2 separate regions of the Homo sapiens genome follow, and region 1 is linked to region 2. The links are chromatin contacts, found by Hi-C or POLR2A ChIA-PET in ENCODE. All regions are on one chromosome and are shown on one strand. Each heading gives the region's core, a stretch centred on a gene start or an enhancer-like site at or near the end of the contact. The rest is flanking DNA. Distances are from core to core; before and after follow the strand shown. Region 1 holds the start of ABHD12B (abhydrolase domain containing 12B). Region 2 overlaps CDKL1 (cyclin dependent kinase like 1).

Region 1 (6,846 bases), core at 885-3,384, 520 kb before region 2:
AATAGCCACTGAAAAAATCATATGATGAAATGTTCTTGGGTCTCACAACACATCCCACTAGTTCCAGTGCCATGATCAGGGCCAGGGGCATGGCAAGCCCTCCATGAAGGTTTGCTCACCTAAGTGAACCCGGCTCCAAGAATCAAAGAGGACTTGGGATAGTGGAAATGGGTCTGGGCCTCAGCCTCAGCACATCTTATGGTAGCCAATAATCTTCTGCTCAGATGAAGACATACGCTAGTATTTTGTTCTTTCAGGAAGTGTCTCTTGAGACTTTTTTCACTAATTAGTAAGGCAAGTAATAGATGGTCCCCAACTCCCTATCTCCCACTCCATTATCAACAAAGTGGGTTATTCTCTATGAGTATGATGTGCAACTTTGATTCTCTGCCTAATAAATGCCCTTTACTGCCAAATAAATGTTAAATAATCAGCCATCAATTCCACAGAGACCATCAAAGTGAAAAACATTAGATGTCAACGTTCCCAGAATCACCACATCTGGGAGAGAAGTCCTGTTAATATGCAGTTTGACAAGTGCAATCAGGACATTCTGCCACGTGTTCAGATCCAACCCAGAGCTGGGAGGCATGGGTTCTAGGTGACTGGGCCCCTGCAGAGCTGCCAGCACTCTGCTGTCTGCAATGAGAATAAAAAGGAATAGAAGAGAAAAGAGACCAGGTGCAGTGGCTCACACCTGTAATCCCAACACTTTGGGGTGCCAAGGCAGGTGGAATCTGTGAGCTCCAGGAGTTTGAGACCAACCTGAACAATGTAGTGAAAACCCATATCTACACAAAATACAAAAATCAGCTCAGTGTGGTGGCAGGTGCCTGTAGTCCCAGCTACTGGGGAGGCTGAGACGGGAGGATCGCTGGAGCCCTGGGAATGAGCCAAGATTGTGCCACTGCACTCCAGCCTGGGCAACAGAGTGAAACCCTTGTCTCAAAAAAGAAAAAAAAAAGAGAGAGAGAGAGAGAAAAGATCCCCGTTTGTCATCATCACTCTGGGCACTCCAAAGTGAGGTCTCCTGTGTCTGGATGTAATTTTTGGATATTTTCTAATCAGCACAAATTAAACAAAAGGAATAGAAAGAGGGAAGTAAAAATGCCAATACCTTCCCACACCAACAAAACTAAATGAAATACCCACGTGTCCTGGGTCCACGATCTCCAACCAATACCTGGCTTCAGTGCAAACAAGACTGACAATATGTTGCAGGTGGATTCAGGTAATTTAAGATTACTGTTTAAACCGAGGATCCATGGGAGGAAGAAAACAGAAACAAAACCCGAAACACCCACTGATACATTTCAGACTTAAACAACATAAGAACTTGGCACAGGTAATGCCAAGTTATGGTTTCAACACACTATGTACATCTTTAGCATACTGGAGGTGTTTTCTTTAAATACATGCCAGGGAGTTCACACTCAGGGAACTAGGCACGGATTTTCTGATTCTTTTCCACCTACACAGATAGGCCCTTGACCTAAGAGGATCCCGTCCAAGATTACAACATATATTACTATTGTCACTATTACTAATGTCATTCAGATCCATCTTGTATGTTAGCAAAATGGTCAGATAATAGAGATTGGTGTAGGAATTCAACCATCTCCCTGGCATCTGTATTTCAGAAGCCCCCAAAAGTTATAACTTCCTGAAATACCAAACCTGAGAGTCTCGCTGGTCCAGGTTGGGATTGAGGCTGAGGATAGCAAGGGCAACCAAAGAGCCCTAGAGTTCTCAGGGGGCCGCCGAGGTCCCCCGGAAGCCACAATGCTGGGCCTTGGGCCCGGGCCAGCAGAGGGGATTGCGGCCTCGGCCGCGCCCTGGCCCCCTGCCCCATCCCCGCGCAGCCTGAGCCGTCGGGGCCCGGCCAGGGGTGGACCGGGCGGTACTCACCGCAGGTTGCGGTCGACCATGTCCCACCAGGCGGCCACGCAGCTACGGGCTGGGGGCCCGGGCGGCTCGGGCGATGCGGCCGCCTGGCAGTCCTGCGCGTCCATCCCGCGCCGTGTCCCGATACGCCGCCACCGCCGCGGGAGCTGCAGTCCGGAGCAGCCGCCCGCGACCTTCCCGCCCCGGCGGCACCGCGCCCGCCCTCCTCCTCCGCGCGGTCAGGCAGGCTGGTACGGCGGGGGAGACGCGGCCCGAGGGTGCGCTCCGCCCGGGTCAGGCTGTTCGCGGCCACACACACACACACAGATGTCCTAAGCTTATAGCTAGCTATGCTACATTTTATTTTAAATTGATTTCCATTATACTTCTGTGTGTGTGTGGGTGTGAGGCGCGCGCAACGCAGTAAAATATGTTTTCACCATGGTACTACTAACACAAAAGTTTGACCGCCACAGCTTTTGATTTTCATGAAGAATATAAGCTTTCCTCTACTTAAACCTCACTTTTTTCTTTTTCTCTTTTTCTGAAGCCTCCTTGTCTCCAATTCCCCATCCACCCCCAAAATCCTCACAGCCCCCCACCCTGTCACCCTTACTATAGAAAGAATTTCTTTGGCTCCCTTTGATTTACTAATGATTTGTCTGTCCACGTGGGGTTATGAACACAATTACTCCATGTAGCAAAAAATTAAGACCTTTTCGGTATTTTGTTTACGTAGCAGCATGTAGCAGAACCTCATCATTGTACCAAGGAGTTCACACCTTGAAACTTTGACCTTGGTACAGGTTTACATCTTGGTGCAGGTTTACATTGTGCAACTGTCTCCTAGGAGCAGGAACTGTCTACCAGAGCTACTCTAGGGAAGCCACGGCCTGCATGTGTGGGGACAAAGGAGGAAGAAAGGGAATTAGGTTTTATTTGGATACATTCGGATGCCAGCATCAAGGCTTCATCTTGGAGGCAAGGTGCAAATCTTAAGAGGTGAAATGGGTTTTTTGTAGTGTCTGTGTTCAGAGGGCACAGCAGGGGGCTGTCAGCACCAGAAAGTGCGTGGAAACCCATCTGCTTGAGGATAGTAAGATGGTCTGGGGGAAAATACCCACACTTTTCAAGAAAGGGAAGTTTTCTTTGAGTACTAGCTCATTTCATGGAACTGTCAGGGCAAAGGGGGATTTTGTTCACTGCCTGTTAATACTCTTATACTTGCTCTGGGAATGTTTGTTTTCTTTGTTTCTTTCTCTTTCCTTCCTTCCTTTCTTTCTTTCTTTCTTTCTTTCTTTCTTTCTTTCTTTCTTTCTCTTTCTTTCTTTCTTTCTTTCTTTCTTTCTTTCTTTCTTTCTTTCTTTCTTTCTTTCTTTCTTTCTTTCTTTCTTGTCATGGTCTTACCCTGTCACTGAGGCTGGAGTGCAGTGGTGCAATCATAGCTCACTGTACTTGAACTCACTTGAACTCCTGGACTCAAGCAATCCTTCCACTCCAGCCTCCCAAGTAGCTGGGACTACAAGCATGCACCACTATGCCTGGTGCGCGCGCGCACGCACGCTTGTGTGTATAGAGATGAGATCTCACTATGTTGCCCAGGCTGCTATCAAACTCCTGGCCTCAAGCAATTCTCCCACTTCGGCCTCCCAAAGTGCTGGGATTACAGGTCTCTGTCACCACACCTGGCTGGAATGTTCAGTTTCTGATTCACACACATCAAGATAGAAGAGGAATTAGCTCAGAAAGGACCAATGGGATCCAAGCCTGACTGATGAGCCAGCAGCAGGTGGGTTTTCACAGAGCCACAACCTGCATGATGAGAAAGCTTCAAGCAGATGTCGGCTCTACCCTTGGAGTTCTTCATAAACGTGGTCTGGAATCTCCCAGAACTTGTTCAGGGAAGCTCTGGATGGGACTCTGGGGCCATGCCAAGTGGAGATGGAGGGATCAAAGATGGGGAGGAGAGCTTGGAGGAGAGAAGAACAGCTGCATATGGTCCCAGAGTCTATTTCCATCTACTTGCTCAGGTTGAGAGAGGATATTTCCATCTACTTGCTGGATGAACAAAGTTGTAAGCCCCAAGTCTAGGGATATGTTTGAAATGCTCAGCAAAAATCTCTGAAATTGGAAATCACTATGGCCCATTTTTTGAAAGGTTGCATAAGACTCTGCAAGAAGGTCTTTCCCAGTATAAATAGCCCCTTTCAAATGGCACATCCTGGAAATCAGGGAACAAAGTCTCCCATATGATTTGATAGAACCTGAAAAACAAAATATGCATTCATTTATTCAGCACCCATTTACTGAGCACCTTTTAGGTACCAGGTACCACATTGGGCACCGTAGGGATACAAATCAGGATCCCAGCTGGTAGAGATTCATTTCAGGATGAACCATGAGAACACAGAACAGGAAATGAAAAGTGTCTTAAGGGTAGAGATTAAATCAGGGGATAGCAGGGGCTGGAGGTGGGGAGGGGAGGTTGACTACAAAGGGGTGCGAAGGGACATTTTAGAGTGATGGGAATAGTCAACATCTCAAGTGTGGTGGTGGTTACTATAAATATCCACCAATGCATATAACTCACAGGTGAATTTGACTGAATATGAATTATACCTCAACAAACCTGACTTTTGAAAAGTGACCTAAGAAATGTACAGATAAACTATATAAATGAACATGTCCTATGTCATGTTGTATAAATGTTAAGACAAAGCTGATGGTACAAATACATCAGAAACCAACAGTTGAATGTTATTTGCACTAGCAGAAAAATAAATCTTGATTGGAGACAGATTAATTTGACCACCTAAAATTATTCTGGAAAAACAGGGAATGGGGAATAAGACTGACCACCTCTCAGCTGCTGTACAGCTGTGAAGGTAAACTGCTGGTAATAAGGCAGTTGGGTGTTGAAGACCTAGATATCTTGAAAAGAAAGTATGCATCCCCCTTGTGTTTTCTTTTATTTTAAATAAAGCATTATGAGACATAAAATTCACACACTATAAATTCACTATTTTAAAGTATACAACTCAGTAATTTTAGTATATTCTCAGAGTTGTGCATCTATCACTATTATTTACAATAACTTTAGAACATTTTTATCACAGCCCCCCAGAGAAATCCTATACCCATTAGCACTCACCATTCCTCCCTTCACCTGCCCTAAGCAATCACTAATCTACTTTCTGGCTCTGTGCATTTGCCTATTCTGGACATTTCATATAAATGAATTAAACAATATGTTGCATTTTGTGTCTGGCTTCTTTAACTCAGTATAGTGTTTTCAAGGTTCATCCATGTGCTATCTCAGTGAATACTTCATTCGTTTTGGTGGCTGAATAATATTTTTTTGTATGGATATACCACATTGTGCTTATCCACTCATCAGTTGGTGGACATTTGGGTTGTTTCTACCTTTTGTCTATTGTAAATAATGTTGTTATAAATATTTGCATACAAGTTTTTGTGTGGACTTACGTTTTCATATCTCTTTATTGTACAACTAGGAGTGAAATTGCTAGGTCATATAGGTAACTCTATGTTTAATTTTTTGAGGAACTGCCAAATTGTTTTCCAAAGTGGCTACCCCATTATACAATCCCACCAACATAAGCACCATGTACCTTTTTTACCCTTTCTCAGCTTTCCGTGCACAGGTAGGAATTTTTTTTAATCTAATATTGTTGAGATTGAAATAAACCATTAAAGGGAAGTTTGAGTCCAGTCCCAGACGATAGGGAAAGAATGATGTAACTAACTCACTCAGAATATTTATTTTTCTATGTTGTTAGTTTTAGATTGTCTTCCTCTATATTAGATCTAATTTTAAGACAATTCATTATAGCTTCAAGAGTAGCTGTTGGATTATTCTCATGTGCTTAGAATTGAGAGTATTAATACGGGTTTCCTTTTAGCTAAAGGGGTGGTTTCTTTGAGAAGAGAAAATGACAATGTCATGGGCCCCTTTCAGTTGAAACTGGAAGTGCTTGAGTACATTGGGTACACCGTTTCTTCCAAAGAGCTCTCCACATTCCCAGACATGGCTCATAGGGTCCTTGCTCTTCTACAGTAAAACACGAGATTTGGTTTTCCTAAATATCTATGGAAGAACTGAGCTGGGATTAAACCCCAGCAGTTACAACTCCCTCCTACCTCTCTGGGTATTACTTTCCAAATTCCTCCAGCCATTCCTTAAAAGTTAGCTGTTCTCAGGGTTCCTTCCTAGCTCTGCTTCTCTTCTTGTGTTGTATACACCAGGATTTCCAAATCTATTGGGAAAGAGGCCAGGCGTGGTGGCTCACACCTGTAATCCCAGCATTTTGGGAGGCCGAGGTGGGCAGATCACTTGAGGTCAGGAGTTCAAGACCAGCCTGGCCAACATGGCAAAACCCCATCTCTACTAAAAATAAAAAAATTGGCCAGGCATGGTGGCACATGCCTGTAATTCCAGCTACTCAGGAGGCTGAGGTGGGAGAACTGCCAGAACCCAGGAGGCAGAGGTTGCAGTGAGCCGAGATTATGCCACTGTACTCTAGCCTGGGTGACAGGGCAAGACTCAGTTTCAATAAAAAAAAATAATAAAAATTTTAAAAGCTATTGGGAAAGAAAGGAAACTTTTTATCTGAGAAGTATGAGCCCCTTTGAATTATCTGGCCCAGTGAGGCATTGAAATGTGACAGCAGTCACCTCTCACTCCTCCCTTGAGCTAAGTAATCTCTTCTTGCTATGTGGGCTCTACGCTGAGTGATGTTAAGCAGCCATAAATTAACCTAACAATCCCATATGCTGGACACCGTAACTCATACCTTAGAGTTCAACAATGTATAGCTAATCACTAATCAATGTTACTTCTGTGAACCAATGAGAATCCCCTGCAAACAACCTTTGTAACTGCCCCCTCTCCTTATTCGTCCTTCACACTTCCTTTGTGTCCCAGGCTGCACTCCTCAACCT
Region 2 (7,663 bases), core at 4,917-7,416:
TGGGACTACAGGTGTGCCCAACCACACCAGGCTGCATTTTTTTTTAAATGTACTCTGGAGCTTTCTCCCTATCTATACATATCTACCTTTATATTTTAAAAATGGCTGTATAGAATTCCATTGTATGAATATACCATGATTTCTTAGTTCAATCTCCTATTGATAAATATTTAGATTGTTTCCAGTTATTTTCTATTACTAACCATGCTACAGTGAAAAACCATTTTCGTAAATATTTCTTTAGGATAAATTCTTAGTAATATATTCTTTTTTTACAAGAGTTTGGCCAGACCCCCAGCCCTTCCCATCTTTGTGATAGCCTTGTGTAGAAATGAAGTCTTAATGAATGCCAACTGTTTGATGATCTGTGTCACAAATGTTAGACAAGCAGCAGTGGAAAGGATGACTTCTGTAATTGAGAATGCTGGAAAGGGATACATGTTATTTCTTCATCATCTCCGAAGAATTTCACATTTCTGAAGAATTTTTAAAAATCGGTTTGATGTCTTCACTTTCATATGGTAGTCGTTTACATTTCTGTCTGTCTGATTTTGTTATTAGGACATTAGGGTCACAATACAGCCTCCCCTAAAAACTTGGAGAGACAGAGATTGCTTTCTGAAAGTTATTTTGTGAAACGAACACATAATGCATCAGGGCGGAGGTATGTAAAGCAACCTTAGACAGAATGGCTTCTAGGCTTGTTAGATTTGACTGACTCTATGTTTTATCTAATGATAAATTATTCCTAAAGTCGAGATGGATGCAGTTAAGCAATCTCAGTTTAACAGCAATGAAGAGTCAAATTGCCTACTTTCCCTCATCCAAATTCTTTGCTCATCATTCTGATTATAACTTGACTTTCTTTATGAAATTGTCTACAAAGAAAGCATGAGCTAGTACTCAGAATTTGGGTATGGGTGAATACGTTGGCACTCTAGTTTTATATGACAGGCTAGTTAATTTGTTTAATGTTCACTTGCCCCTTTGAAATGGATACTGTCTTGGTATGCTGACAAAATTGAGTGTCTGTGTCTGCAAGCCTGAAGACGGCAAAGGCAGCCAAGCTTTTCCAAACGAAGCACCACATTCTCTGTGTTCTGTGATGAGATGGCTGTTTTTCCCCTCAACTCTATTCTTCGCTTAATATTCTTTTCTATGTATTTTCTATATATGTTGCATTATAATTTTTAGATCTATTGTCAATGACTGTAAAATATTACATTAAGTTTATTATGTCTCACCATTCCTCTCTGGTTGAATACTGAGGTCATTTTCAGTGTTTGGTTTGATAATGATTCTGGTATAAAATTTTCCTACAAATAGATTTTTCTTCTTTTGTAATTTTCCTTTAGAAGTTCTCAAATTGGTACTTTTGAGTTGTAAATTTTGCCAGACAGAACCAATTTACTTTCTCACCAAAGATATGGATTTATATATATATATTTTTTCTTATAATTGTGCTACCTTAGGCTCTATTATTAAAATATTTGATGTATGAATTCTATCAAACATATAAGGAAGAAATAATAGTAACCCTACCCAAACTCTTTCAGAAAATATGAGAAGGAACATTTCCCAAATCATTTTATGAGGCCACTATATGCTGATGCCAAAACCAGACAGACATTTCTAGAAAAGAAAATGACAGATGAATATTCCTCAAGAATTTAGGTAAAAAATCCTTAGCAAAATTATTAGCAAATCAAATCCAGCAGTATAATGTAATGTAAAAGAGTGATTAATATATCTCAAAATATCAATTTTTAGACATCAAAGCCTTTCTATTGTGAGAGATGAAAATTTAGCTCCCTGAAATCACTATCTCCTCTGCTTCCTGTTCTAATCCTCCAAAATAGTTACATTAATGTTCACTGTTCCCATTATTGTGCCTATGTAAATATTACTTATAGCTGAGCATTGTACCATACTATGGCTTCCTTTTGTACTTTTTCCTCAAATTAACACTTGCCTTGTTTTAAAATTTGCTTGACATTCTTTAATCTTGTTGCTAATTCCCTCCCCTGACCTTTTTTTTTTTTTTTTTGAGACAAGGCCTCACTCTGTCACCCAGGCTGGAGTGCAGTGGCCCAATCATAGCTCACTGCAACCTCCGCCTCCCAGGCTCAAATAATCCTCCCACCTCAGCCTTCTAAGTAGCTGGGACTACAGGTGCCTGCCACCACGCTTGGCTAATTTTTTGTATTTTTTGTAGAGATGGGATATCACCATGTTGCCCAGGCTGGTCTCAAACTTTTGGGCTCAAGCAATCTGCCCACCTCAGCCTCCCAAAGTGCTGGGATTACAGGCATGAGCCACTCACTGCGCCCCACCCCAACTCATTTTAATAGCCTCTCAATGTACATTTTCACAGGATAGTTACATCAGGTAATCCATCAGTTCCATTTTTTTTTCTTGGTAATGTCTGGCCTTTAAACCTCCTTTTCCTTCTGTCTGGCTTGTTGTACTCAAGACCTGCTGTCCAGCTGTATCCCTTGGATTTCCCTTTGCCATCATCCTTGTAATTCCTGCCGCATTTCTCTGTGGTCAGATTCATTACTTCCTGGATTTGTCTTCCTCTTTCTGGGTTTACTTGCTTATTTTGACCAAGTACATCCATCTCTAACTGGTTAAAAAGATGATATAATCACACAGAAATCTAGACTCCAGGGATTTCAAATGACACCCCCCTCTCCCGCCCACACCCTTCCTTAGAATCAAGCAGTTGGGAACCCTTTATGTTCCTGGGGGGTGAAACAAAATTCACAAAGCAGGCAGGAAGAATGCCATGAGGTCACACCAGTGGAGAGCTCAGCAGTGTGCCCATTCTCCACATCTTCCCACTAGCGAAAGATGGATTCCATTCTGCCCTCCCCAGAAGGAGTGCCTCTGGGGAGCTGGGCAACAGCCCAGTGGGCTCTGGAGGAACAACTGGAGCTCTCAACAAGGCAACTGAACTGAAGGCCTCAAGGAAGACCACCTGACTACCTATGGAAGTGCCTTCTTGAGCCCCTTCCATCTTGGTGTGGGACAGAAAAGAAAGGGAGGATCCTTGCTTGATTTTCTCATACCTTGCCCGACTCTCATTTCTAGGTCGGGGGAGCTGATATCTTCAGGATTTTAAAGCCCACCAGACCAGGCCCAGCTGGCTGGGAGTCCAAAAGGCCCAAGTTGGATCCTGTCCAGCTCCCTTGGAGTACTATTTACTAGGAAGAAAAGCTGGGGATATATATGGCTCGTCTAAAGTTCAATCACCTAATCCCATGGCAGAGAAGAACCAGGCCCAGGAGAAAAGCTCAAGCCCCTTCTTCTCTCATAGATTAAGGTTGAGCTTATGTATGATTGCTCTGAAAGGAGAGCTTGCTTTTGAGCTAGAAGAGCTATTAAAGGGAGTAAAGAATGAGAAGGAATTGAGCCCCTTTTCTTCATACCTGTTCTAGCCCTTCCCCACTCTGCCCTAGAGCTCAGCCACAACCACTATTTACCACCAATGTGGAAACAAATATCTTAAGGTGGAATGAGTTCCCTAGCCTTGCTAGCACGGGCTACAATTTTAAGAACATCTTCCTTAGGCCAGGCATAGTGGCTCATGTCTATAATCCCAGTGTTTTGGGAGGCCAAGGCAGGAGAATCACTTGAACCCAGGAGTTCATGACCAGCCTGGGCAACACAGCAAGACCCCCATTTCTGCAAAAAAAGTATTGGCCAAGCACGGTGGCTCACACCTGTAATCCCAGCACTTTGGGAGGCCAAGGCAGGCAGATTACCTGAGGTCAGGCGTTCGAGCCCAGCCTGGCCAACCATGGCCAACGTGGCGAAACCCCATCTCTACTAAAAATACAAAAATTAGCTGGGTGTGGTGGTGTGTGCCTGTAATCCCAGCTACTTGGGCGGCTGAGGCAGGAGAATTGCTTGAACCCAGAAGGAGAAAGTTGCAGTGAGCCAAGATAGCACCACTGCACTCCAGCCTGGGTGACAGAGGGAGACAACGTCTCAAAAAAACAAAACAAAAAACAAACAACAACAACAACAACAACAAAAAGACAAGAGAGAAGAACAAAGAACATCAAAACATCTGCCTTAGCCTGAAGGGTCCAGCCAGTCACCCAGACTCTTCCAGAGCTGTTAAGTTTGTTGAATATATTCATATTTATTTAAGATTGCATGAGGCAGAGGGCATGGCGATGATACCCCTTACTGTGCATGGCTCTTGGGTCACACTGTCCTGTCAGGATGGGTTGCTTTTGCCACCTGGAGTGCAGTTATCCCGTCATCTCCCTCTGCCATCCTCCCAGAAACTCCTGCTGCTTCCCTCCTGCATTGGGTCTCCAGCCCACATAATCTTCTTTGATAATGGACTGCTCCTTTCTGGTGGACTGCATCCATGAGGGGCTTCCTGAGAAAGAGCAGATGAGAGGTACAGGAACAAATAAGAGGTTGAGACCTTGCCCTCACATGCTTTATTCTATCCTCACACTGGTTTGGTATTTTGTTTGGATATAGGCTTGTTTATTGGTTTTTGGTTGAAGATAATATTCCTTCAAATTTTTGAAGTCATTATTTTAGTGTCTTCTATCTTCTAGTGCCAAGAAGCCTGATGCCATTCTATTTTCTGCTCTCTTGTGAAGTCCTGTTTCTTTTTCCAGAAACTTGTAGGAGATTCTCTTTGTGCTCAGTGTTTTTGATTATGAAACTCATGAGTGTGTCTTGATTTTCATCCATTATCCTGGCACTTGCTGGGCCTTTTCTGCCTCAGAAAAAAATTTTTGAATTGTTTTGTTATTGACTTCCTGTTCATTGTTTTACCTATTTTCTTTTTCTGTACCCTCTATTATTGGGATGTGGACTCTTGAACTGGTCCTCCCATTTTCTTGTAGTATCCTGTTCTTATTTCATGGATACAACAGCTTTCCTGTTCTCTCTGAGGATATTAATGGTATTTAAAAATGTTCTCTTCATCCTCCATAATTTCTGTTTCTTTTAAGTTGCTTTTTTCTGTTTGTTCTGGTCTTCTACTTTCTTATTAGAGGCTTTTCTTGGGCATCATATAGTCTCTGGTTATATGCTCATAGTTAAGAACAAGGAACTACTGGAAGCTCTGAGCTTCACTATGGTTTTCTAGCTGGGCCATTTGCTGGTGGAACCCCAGTGTCAGAATCTTCAGAGCTTTCCCTCTGAGCTTCTCCCAAAAAAGTCTTTGAATATTGTGCCTGGAGAGTGAAGTCTGCCTGCCGGGTTTCCCAGAGTCTAGTGAGGGAAGAGGGGTGGGGAATCCCAGCATTCAGCATTTTGTATGTGTACAGTCCTTTAATCCCCTGTTTTCAGAACAGTATCCACATTTTCAGAACGGTATCCACAATCTCACGTATGCCAAATGTCCTCTGCTTTATCCTTTCCAGAAACAAAGCTCCAGCCTTCTGCCCAGTAGTGGAGAGTGTTTCCCTATGGGCAAATGATAGAGGAGGGGATCTAGGGATTTAATTATTTTCTAAACAGTTTTTTCCATACTCCTTAGCTCCTAGTTCCATAGAGACTTTGGCTGCTACTTCCCGAGCCTTTTGAGGATTCTTTCTGGATGAATTGGTTGGTTCTCCACCTTCCCTCTCCTGGCTTAGATTTTCGCTTTCTAGGATTGTTAAGTTAATTATCTTTCATTCAGTTGCTTTCTGGATTCCACATTGTGTTGCTGTTATCTCTTCTCCTGTCCTCTCTGACCTTGTGAGGTTTTGTCTTTAGAAGTCTTCAGCGTAGTTCTAGTCAGGTTTCAGGAGGGAACAAAATTAGCTGGGCTTGCTTAATCCATCATCTTAATTCAGAAGTCCTTTGACACACTTTCTTCAGTTGGTCCTGTGATACTGTATTCTCCTGAGTGTTGTCTTATTCACTTGATGCTCTCAACTCAGGTGCCCTTGTGGGGTCCCCTTCCTCTTTCTGCTCCTCTGTGGGGAAGGGTCTCACAGCTTCCTTCCGAGCTCCTCTTCTTTAGCTGGATTCACTCCTTAATTGGCTTCATTCAGTCCTAGGCCCCAAATACCACCCATATGCTATGCTTCTCAAACTCATATTTCCAGCCTGACCTTCCTTCTGAATGTAGAATTGCTGACTCACAGTCTTCCTTTGGGTGTCCAGTAAGCATTCCCTTCCCCCAAACCAGTTTCCCCTCCAGTGTTCTCCTGAGTAAAAGGCACCACTGTGTACCAGTTACTCAAGCTAAAAACCTGATGTCATTCCTTGATTCTTCTCTTTCTCCCACATCCAATCCCTCAGAAAATCCTGGAAGCTCTATTTTAAAAATATAGCCCAAATCTGGCCACTTCTCACCACTTAACCACTATTTTAGATGTTCCCTTAACCAGAGAACCTTTCTGGGCCATCCTATATAAGGTGATCAACCCCTTCTAGCACAGCACTCTCACGCTGTCTCTCTCTCTCTCTCTCTAAATCCAACACCACAGAATATATTCTATCTATTTTTCCCCTTTTTATAGTTGTAACTCCCTTCTCCAACAGTGAAAAACTGGCCCCTCTTATTATGAGTGTTTCAGCTAAAAGGGATCTCAGAGTCTGAGGCCTCTGCATTACAGAAAAGAAACTGAGTAAAGAAGTGAAGTGAGTAGCCAGTTCAAGATGGCACTAAGTAGTTTGTACAGAGTTTTTACATTTGAGAGTTTTGTAATTCTGGGGATTAGCTGTGCTGGGGATTAAAGGAGCAATAATGATATGCAACTATAATTTACTTTTATATGCTCCTTTTATATAATTTATTTGGGGAAATGTTTGTAGGAACTAAAGTTGCCTGGTACTGGTAACCCTATATTAATACTTAATTTGCAGGCCGGGCATGGTGGTTCACACCTGTAATCCCAGCACTTTGGGAGGCTGAGGTGGGCGTATCACTTGAGGTCTGGGGTTTGAGACCAGCCTGGTCAACATGGTGAAACTCTGTCTCTACTAAAAATACAAAAATTAGCTGAGTGTGGTGGCACACACCTGTAATCCCAGCTACTGGAGGCTGAGGCAGGAGAATCGCTTGAACCTGGGAGGCAGAGTTTGCAGTGAGCTGAGATTGTACCACTGCACTTTAGCCTGGGTGACAGAGCAAGACTCCATCTCAAAAAAAAAAAAAAAACCAAAAATTTAATTTATTGAATAATCAAAATATATTCCATTTTTCTGGACAAAATGTAGAGGCTACTGGGAAGGCTGAGGCAGGAGGATCCCTTAAGTCCAGGAGTCCAAAGTTCAGTGAGCTATGATAGCACCACTGCCTCCAGCCTGGGCAGCACAGCAAGACCCTGACCCTAAAAAAAAAAAATTAAAAGTGGAGGCTGGGGAAAAGCATTCCCCCTAATGTCTCATCTTAGTTGCATTTTTCTAAGCCTTTTTTCTCGACAGTGACTTTTTCTAGCATCTATGCCTATATGCCGCTCAAACAAGGAAAAGAGAATTTGGAGAGAAGCAACTTCAAACACAGGGACATAGACCTGGTCCAGCAATGTCCCAACTAGCCTTCCTGGAAGTGGCCTCTTCCTTTCCTTCATGTGATCCCACTCTCTGTTCAAACACCCCCTGATCTGCTTGAAAGGATTTCCTGAACGTCTGGCCTGTGACAACAGTGGCCTTGTAGCCTCTCTCAGAGGCTACAAGTGACTTTTTGTAGTCC

What was found. Hi-C counts contacts between places; a loop is a spot of excess contacts on that map. ChIA-PET counts read pairs that join two places held with the same protein, here RNA polymerase II (POLR2A). Pooled maps may share reads with other maps.
Region 1: a map with no recorded cell type shows a loop between it and region 2 (2.7-fold over the local background). The contact joins the promoter of ABHD12B here to the enhancer-like site in region 2. A Hi-C loop is called at or near these places in 2 of 168 maps with a recorded cell type or tissue (naive thymus-derived CD4-positive, alpha-beta T cell and natural killer cell), 2 of 37 single-sample maps with no recorded cell type and 10 of 50 pooled maps. POLR2A ChIA-PET finds 5 or more read pairs at or near these places in 2 of 52 experiments (both activated T-cell).

What each region holds. Positions count from the first base shown.
Region 1 is chr14:50,867,341-50,874,186 of GRCh38, reverse strand. It overlaps ABHD12B (abhydrolase domain containing 12B), which reads right to left and starts at 2,134. Exons shown (of 13, transcript NM_001206673.2): 1 at 1,909-2,134. The coding sequence starts at 2,012.
Region 2 is chr14:50,346,119-50,353,781 of GRCh38, reverse strand. All of the region lies in intron 3 of CDKL1 (cyclin dependent kinase like 1), which reads left to right. Among named protein-coding and RNA genes, the nearest start is that of DMAC2L, 38 kb to the right of the region's middle. RefSeq lists an enhancer at 5,977-6,271. Within about 2 kb of position 6,166, at least 5 of the 41 ENCODE cell types and tissues checked have a DNase peak (open chromatin) inside an H3K27ac peak, as active enhancers do.